3 separate regions of the Homo sapiens genome follow, and all the other regions are linked to region 1. A link is a contact called in ENCODE Hi-C or POLR2A ChIA-PET data. All regions are on one chromosome and are shown on one strand. Each heading gives the region's core, a stretch centred on a gene start or an enhancer-like site at or near the end of the contact. The rest is flanking DNA. Distances are from core to core; before and after follow the strand shown.

What was found. Hi-C counts contacts between places; a loop is a spot of excess contacts on that map. ChIA-PET counts read pairs that join two places held with the same protein, here RNA polymerase II (POLR2A). Pooled maps may share reads with other maps.
Region 2: a pooled map shows a loop between it and region 1 (3-fold over the local background). The contact joins the promoter of PRKCQ here to the enhancer-like site in region 1. A Hi-C loop is called at or near these places in 4 of 50 pooled maps. POLR2A ChIA-PET finds 5 or more read pairs at or near these places in 3 of 52 experiments (HEK293, activated naive CD4-positive, alpha-beta T cell and naive thymus-derived CD4-positive, alpha-beta T cell).
Region 3: a pooled map shows a loop between it and region 1 (4-fold over the local background). The contact joins two enhancer-like sites. A Hi-C loop is called at or near these places in 1 of 50 pooled maps. POLR2A ChIA-PET finds 5 or more read pairs at or near these places in 4 of 52 experiments (PC-9, activated CD4-positive, alpha-beta T cell and activated T-cell).

What each region holds. Positions count from the first base shown.
Region 1 is chr10:6,162,349-6,165,018 of GRCh38, reverse strand. It overlaps a transcript of PFKFB3 not described here. Among named protein-coding and RNA genes, the nearest start is that of MIR3155B, 11 kb to the right of the region's middle. RefSeq lists an enhancer at 597-706 and a silencer at 1,117-1,596. Within about 2 kb of position 1,343, at least 30 of the 41 ENCODE cell types and tissues checked have a DNase peak (open chromatin) inside an H3K27ac peak, as active enhancers do.
Region 2 is chr10:6,578,939-6,581,608 of GRCh38, reverse strand. PRKCQ (protein kinase C theta) reads left to right here and starts at 1,333. Exons shown (of 18, transcript NM_006257.5): 1 at 1,333-1,398. PRKCQ-AS1 (PRKCQ antisense RNA 1) reads right to left here and starts at 1,184. Exons shown (of 2, transcript NR_036503.1): 1 at 682-1,184. RefSeq lists silencers at 922-1,071, 1,082-1,331.
Region 3 is chr10:6,472,682-6,475,351 of GRCh38, reverse strand. The region is part of intron 12 of PRKCQ (protein kinase C theta); the gene reads left to right. Among named protein-coding and RNA genes, the nearest start is that of PRKCQ, 110 kb to the left of the region's middle. RefSeq lists an enhancer at 1,173-1,352. Within about 2 kb of position 1,296, at least 7 of the 41 ENCODE cell types and tissues checked have a DNase peak (open chromatin) inside an H3K27ac peak, as active enhancers do.

The DNA.
Region 1 (2,670 bases), core at 94-2,593:
AGTGAAAGAGAGGGGGCCTCTTTGCAGTTGAGATAAGAGGAAGCCTTCTGTCTCCTGCTCATCCCTGGGAATGGAATGTCTCGGTGTAAAGCAGACCAATCCCATTCGTTCTATTCTGAGATAGGAGAAAACCGCCCTGTGGCTGTAGGCGATATGCTGGCAGCAATACTGCTCTGTTACTCTTTGCTACACTGAGATGTCTGAGTAAAGGGAAACATAAACTTAGCCTATGTGCACATCAGGGCACAGTACCTTTCCTTGAACTTATTCATGATACAGATTCCTTTGCTCACATGTTTCCCTGCTGACCTTCTCCCCACCTGTTGCCCTGCTACACTCCCCTCGCCAAGATAGTAAAAATAATGATCAATACTGAGGGAACTCAGAGACGGCCACCAGTGCGGGTCCTTCGTATGCTGAGTGCCAGTCCCCTGGGCCCACTGTTCTTTATACTTTGTGTCTTATTTCTTTTCTCAGTATCTCCTCCCACCTGACGAGAAACACCCACAGGTGTGGAGGGGCTGGCCCCCTTCAGAAGTCTTTCAAATACTTCCAGACAGGGGTCAAGTGTGCCCAGTCCTGCCATGTCTGGGTTAAACATCCCCAATTCTTCAACCATGCCTCCTGTGACTTATTTCCTGACCCTTCACCCGCTCACTCACTCTCCCCAAATTCACCGCAGGCCCTGTTCATGAAGATTCGGATGGAGCCACAGACCCAACGCATACGAGGTCCTCAGGGAGTCTGTGTCCCACACTGGGGGCTAGGAGCGGTCCCCGGGTGCTCACTGGCGGCGCCTCCACCGCGGACCTGCCCCAGCCCCGCATCCACGCGCGGGGTGGGGTGGGCCGCCCACTTCTCCCGCGCCCTCAACCCACAGGGAAACGGGCTGCGCGCCCGGGCCGCCCCGCAGAGTCCAGATGCCTAAATCCCTCCTAGTCTGTTTCCTCATCTGCGGCCTGCACGCCCGCCGCAGCCACACCCAACGCCGGGACGCGCAAAAACACCTGCCGGGCCTATTTCCTCTCGGGTATTATTTACAGCCGCTCCCAGGCCTTCTCGGAAAACATCCTTTGCCGGAAACACAACCCCAGGTCCCCAGAGCGTAGGGGGCCCAGCGCCGGATCCACGCGGAGCTCACGAGCCGGACAGTCGCCGCAGAGCAGGCTGGGGCCGCGCGGCGCACGCCGGGAGGGCGCGCGACAGCACGTGAACGCGGCGTGCCGCACGGCCCGGGAAGGGCGGGGTGCGCGCTGACCGGCTCGTGCGCCGCAGGCAGCAGCCAATCCGCGCGGACCACCCCCAGGCCCCGCCCCCGCCGGTCCCGCCACGCCCCCGTCGGGCCCGCAGCTGCTCCCGGGGCCCGGGACCCAGCTGGCTTAGGCGCCCGAGGTGCACCTGGGAGGAAGCAGGCGCGGGGTGCAATGGAGGGTGGAGGCGCGCACCGTGCCCAGAGCGGGGCTCCCGGGAGCTGATGTCCCGTCTGGCCCCCCTACCTCCCAGCTGGGTCCCCACCTACCCGCCCTGTCTTACCGCCCTCAGCACAGGGACCTGCCTCTGTCCCCACGACGCCAGGCTCCAGGTGTATCTAGGACTAAAGAGTTGACATCCAGTCTATATAGGGTTGTGGGGGGTTACCTTAAAAGTTCCTTTTTGTTATTAAAAAAAGTAATATACACTTGTGCAGTGATTGAGAACAATAGAGGGAGGGAACATAAAATATTCGTGATGGAGTTCCCTTCCAGACTTCCCGTCTCTGGAGATATTTTCTTAAGCCCCAGGAGGCTTGGTCTTGGCCCCCACCTCTGCATTGAATGTCTGATCTCCCTCAACTCGGTGTCATCACACATGGGATAGGGGTCAGAGGTTATCACGAGGAATTTTATGTTGCTAATGAGTACAGCCAGTAGCAAAGGAGATTCAAGATGAAGACAACATTCCTGGGGAAAACACAGAAAGCAAATGAAAGATACAATTATGGGACGGGGGAAGGAGAGGAAGAACTCTGTGCTGCTGGACTGGAATAACTGATCCGTTTGAATTTACAATTTTAAAATGTTTCCCAGCTCCATCCATGAAAAACGCCCTGGAAACACGGACACTCCGGTAGCAAGAAGAGGCACACAAAAGCCCAGATCCAGCCTTCTAAGGACCATCCTCCACTGAAAGTACCCAGGGATCCTTGGAGGAGTGGCTGCTCCCAAGGCCGAGACTGGGAAGGACACAAGGAGCCTGGAACAGGAGTTAAGACAGAGCTCAAAAGCTGAAGGGGGCGTGTCAAGGACACAGCAGCCAGCCTGAAAGGGTTCTCACCCAAACTGGGAGTGGCTTGAGCATCAATTGAGTATGTCAGGAATGGATTCTAACACATGCAGTCATAATTTTAAAAATCCCGGAGTCCACATTGGTACTATTACTACTATTAATAATGATGATGAAATTAAAGCTAGTAAAAGGGAGGATGGGCAGGAAAGAGCTTCTTTACAAAAGAATGCCAACTAATAAATGTGGAAAGAATGACAAAAATGGTAAATAGCCATTTTACGGACACTCTGATAAGTGTTTCACTCAAGAATCATCAATAGATGCTAAAGCTATGAAATAAAAGATTATTCCTTGTATATACACACCCCAAAGAATTGAAAGCAAGGTTTCAAAGAGATGTTTGTA
Region 2 (2,670 bases), core at 84-2,583, 420 kb before region 1:
CCCATGATCAGAAGGCTGCTAATTCAACTTTTGGCTTTTGTTAAACCTTTTTTTTTTTTGAGGCAGAGTTTTGCTGTCACCCAGACTGCAGTGCAGTGGTGAGATCTCAGCTCACTGCAACCTCCTCCTCCCAGGTTCAAACGATTCTCCTGCCTCAGCCTTCTGAGTAGCTGGGATTACTGGCACGTGCCACAACACCCAGCTAATTTTTGTATTTTTAGGAGAGACACGATTTTGCCATGTTGGCCAGGCTGGTCTCAAACTCCCAGCCTCAAGCGATCCACCCGCCTCAGCCTCCCAAAGTGCTGGCATTACAGGCATGAGCCACCGCACCTGGCCTGTTTTGTTTTGTTTTAATCGTTTTTAATGTCTCTCTCAAAACAAGAAAAGAAAAAAGGACAAAAAATTACTATTTTACTTCTCAGATTAATCTGATCTTAGTACACTACAGCAACAAAAGTCTTAATCAAGTACGTTTTAATTATTTGGTGTCATCATTGCAAGGAAACCATTCAGTAAGAATATTAGTAACCAGACATATAATTTTCTAACCTGAATGAGAAATTAGTTACATGGAGTATAGAAAAAGAAACCACCCCGTTTATCCTCCCTGTGACCATCATTAGTATTACCCGCAAGGCATAAAAAGTCCTAAAATGACACGCACGGCGGCAACATTACCTTTGCAGCTTCAAGCACAGTAAAGTTGAAAGCAGTCCCACCTTGGCAATTGTGTATAAAACGACAATGTGCAGATACAGGAAAAGTCCCAGGTCCGAAGCCACCTAGGAACGATGACCCCAGGACAGAAGTGTGCCCAAACAAATGCCTGGGGTAGGTCATTTTAAAAGGAACAATGTTTACAAGCCCTTTCTAGCGTGAAAAACAGAGAAAAGAGACCCAGCTCTTTCCACCCAATCTGCTGGAGCGCCGTTTCGTTTTCAGTTGGGCGAGAGGGAGACATGTGGCCTCTCGCCCCTTTTCCTGACTCTGAGAATGTGGCCGGAGCCGGGGCGCTCCTGCTCCGCCTCGCCGCCCTCCCGGGGCTGTCCTGGGCCCTCCGGCCGCCGCCTCCCGCTCCAGTTCGCAGCTGGGCGACAAGTGGCTGGTAAGGAGGCCAGGGGCGGGAGCCTGGGCGCGGGACCGGGGGCGCACGGCGGGGGACCGAGCGCGCGTCCCTGGCTAGAGGTGCCGGGTCCCGGGAGGCCGGGCTGGCGGGGAGGCTGGCGAGCGCCCCCTGGCGGGCACCGCCTTCTAGGCGCACCCGCAGTGCGCCGGGCCCGCCAGCCCCGCCAGCCCCGCCAGCCCCGCCAGCCCCGCCAGTCCCCGCGCAGTCCCCGCGCAGTCCCCGCGCAGTCCCAGCGCCACCGGGCAGCAGCGGCGCCGTGCTCGCTCCAGGTAGGGCCCCGCGCCCCGCGCCGCCGCCGGGAGGGAGCGGGCTGGAGGGGCCGAGACCCGTGGCGAGAAGGGCTACCCGGGCCCCTCGGAGAGCCTCCGGGAAGGGGTGAGGGCTGCCGGGTGAGCAGGCGGAGTAGGAAATGGAACCAAGCGGGCGCAAGAGCGCACCGGGAAGAATTTCCCCGCTGGGTTTCTGGGACGCAGGTCGCACGGGATGCGGGATGCTGGCGACCTTAGCCGGGTGGGGGCCGCCGGCCTGGGGGCGCTTCCTCCTTTCTTCTCCCTTTTCCTTCTCACCTGAACGAAAGGGGGCCTGCGGGGAGGGAAGAAGGTGGAAAGTTTTTGTATTCTTGGTAAAAAAAAAAAAAAAAAATGCGTGAGGAAACATGTTTTCTGGAGATGGTATCCTGTCCACAGGGGAGCATAACCCCTTTTCTGGGAATGTATTGGAGCACGGACGGGGGTGCCATTGCTCAGGCTTCTAAACAAGCCAAGTTTCTGGTCAAGGGCCTGGGGGAGGGGGAGGCAGGTCTTTGAAAGATACCAAAAAAAAAAAAAAAAGAAAAATCTGCGTGCTCATTCCTGTAGCCTCAAGTGAGGTTATTCCCCAGCTTTGAGGGCCAGGTTAACCAAGCAAAGTTTGTGCAATAAAGTATCTTTGTGGTATTGGATTTTCGAGAGCCACCGTTATCAATGGGAGAGTGACTGTTGAATGCTACAGGCGTGTGCACTCCCCCGTGGGCATGAAGAGAGGTCCACGGGCTGGCTGGATTGGGAGACTCCGGTCATTTCTGCAAGGAGAGCGCCACAGGACTGCCTTGTTCCCTGGGCTGTCCTGCCCCTGTGCGGGCTGGACGTGGTGCTATAAAAGATGATTCAGGAGTGGCACAGGCTGAGGGGGACTAGGCTGGAGAAGGTGGAGGGAAGAGGGAGCACTCCGTGCCCTCTTCCTGTCCATGGGAAATGAACCATCTGTGCCTGGTGTCCAAGTCCTTGACGTTCCAGTTGCCCTTTGAGAGCACACCTCAAGCCTGCTGAATTCTTTTAAGAACCACCTACAAGATCTGAGAAGTCCGCCCATGCTTTCTGTCAACTCCGGCCTCTTTGACCTTTTCTTTTGCCAAAGAAAATTCTAAACCACTGGGATTCGTGAGGCTCCGTGAGAGAGGCAAGAAGCCTGGAGGGTCCACTCCGTTGCTCTTTTCCCTTGGTTTGCTCCCTAGAAGCCATGGTCCCCACTGGGCCCTTCTTGCCCGAGGCTGTGTGATAGAC
Region 3 (2,670 bases), core at 47-2,546, 310 kb before region 1:
AGCCCAGCTCTGCCGTTTATCAACAGGGCTCTGAGGCACCCACTTTACCCCTGCCCAGGACAGAGAGTAAGAGTTACAGGCAGAGGGGCTGGGAGCTGTAAAACCAGGGGCCCTAATGGGACGGCACCGTCTGGGGACATAGATGTACAGGATAATTCATGAAATCTGAACCTGAATCTGAATGAGGCTCAAATCAAAAGAATCTTCACAATGAATTTTCTGTGTGCTAGATCAAAATGACTTTGTACATCATCCAGGCTCTGGCATAAATTACTGGCTCAGGGTCTAACGTAGATCAGCATTCTGAGAGGCTGCTGTCTTGGCAAGAGGAAAGAAGGGCTAGCTCTTCTTTCTTTTACTTTTTTTCTAACATTTCTTTGTTGTTAATATTTACATTTTCTGTCTTACAAAGTCTGCAGGGCTTGAAATTGCACGATCCCTTCTCAGTACCCCCTTCAGTGCGGATGCCAGCCAACTTTTGCACTACTAGATTTCCAACTTAGATTTTTAACAGTTTCCATTACTTACATTTTAAAAAGTAAAAAAATAGGAAAATCCACAATAAAATTTGTCTACAAGAAGAGTTGTCATAAATCTTTTAACTATCCACTTACAAGTAGATTTAAAACAATTAGAAAAAAATAATTAACCATAAAACTTTGAAACACAGGGAAAAATAAACACTGAAACAGTTTCCCTCTTTTTAGTTATGCTGCAGTAAAAGAAAGATTAATAACTCAAGTATCCAAAGTTTCTGTGTTCTATCTCTGATAAAACTGTGGAAAAATAAGAGGATTTATTTCTAAAATTTGTTTGGAAAGGAAAGATGCATCTAACACAGTAAGGATGCTATTTCTTTTTAATTTCAAGGAAATAATTTTCCCTTAAAAATTAAAAGTGAACTAAAGTCTACCTTCCTCTGTGTCTCCTTTGAATTCTGAAAGGCCGATCTGTATTCTGACATTTAAGTAGTGTTACTATTTCACACCTAAGTAGCTCTAGATCCTATAGGAACAGCTCTGTCTCTGGGTCGTTCCCTCAGGTTGGATTTGAGGGCAGGCCGCCGTGGTTTTGCAGGCCTCTGAAGAGAGGCCTCCCAGGGTGATGCCAAGAGGCAGAACGCTAGTGTTCCTGGATTCACATCACTGCCCTTGACTCCCACACTCCCAATATGCACCAGTTGAACATTCTTGGTCAATATCACTTTGAAATTTTTCTTTTATGAAAAAGAAAACTGAGTTTCACTTTCTATTCATAGAACACACAAAGCTCTACTTCCGGTTATGGCTTCAGGGCATGAGTGTGTGAGTTACTTTGAACAAGTCACCTAACATTTCTTTGTGACACTGGTTCTCCTTTTTTGCTTCCTAAGGATAACGTGAAAAATAATAATAATAACAATAATAGCACTTGCAGAGAAGTTTGGATCTTTTTTGGAGAAAGTACCATACTAACTACAAGATATTATTATCATTTAAAATTAAAAAGAAAAACTCCTTGAACTTGATACTTTTTAAAAAGTATGTCATCCTGGTATTTCCATAGTTTTAAGGCAAAATCCATCTAAGAAAGTTTTTAATTTCAAGCATTTTATTCAGAAACTGCTTCATCTGAAGCTCTCAAAAATGCTGCAATCCATGAACCTTTCAGTTGAGCTAGGAGCCCTGGAAATTACCACAATTGTAGCAAAGAAAAGAAAACCCACGGAAACCACATCCTTCCAAAGACGTGTCCCTGCACTAAGACAAGAATTAACTTTTCATGCTGCCCCCATCTGTAGTGACAGATAAGCCTCTTTTCTTTAACGTCCTCTGGCGGCGTTCTGATCCTGAGAACGCTTACACGTTGTTATTTCAGAAACTGGGGATCACTCAGACATTCTGCAGGTTCCCCTGCTATGTAACCAAACTGTGATTTGGCAAATGTTAGATTTTATAGCAAATTTACAAAAATGAGTCGATTTACAGCTGTCAACCTGAAATAATCAAAAAGGCCAGAATCTAATTTAAAGAGCATTTATTCAAACTCAAAGTTTGAGGATGGCCCACCTGGAAACACCCCAAAAGAATGAAGTCAGAGTTGTAAAGGAGGGAACTTTAGGGTTTCCATAGGGAGAGACAGAGGCATTTTTAGCAGGATTACATTTTTTCATACAAGGCTGGTGCATAGTTCCAGGAACTTGGTTACAGGCAGTGTTTCTTTTTGGGAAAGGGACATTTAACATCTTTTACAGAGTGTGCTATAGTCATGGGTTTTCTGTCATCTGGTCTAAGGAAAATAGGACAAAAAAAGGAAAAGGTAATCTTTAACAAGATTCATTAATTAAAAAGGCAGGAGGCGGCCAGGCACGGTGGCTCACACCTGTAATCCCAGCACTTTGGAGGCTGAAGCGGGTGGATCACCTTGGGGTCAGGAGTTTGAGACCAGCCTGGCCAACATGGCGAAACTCTGTCTCCACTAAAAATACAAAAATTAGCCAGGCGGGGTGGTGGGCACCTATAATCCCAGCTACTCAGGAGGCTGAGGCAGGATAATCACTTGAACCCATGGGGCGGAGGTTGCAGTGAGCTGAGACCACACCACTGCACTCCAGCATGGGCGAAACAGTGAAACTCCGTCTCAAAAAGAAAAAAAGAATAAAAGAAGTCAGGAAGTGTTTGTCCCTGACAA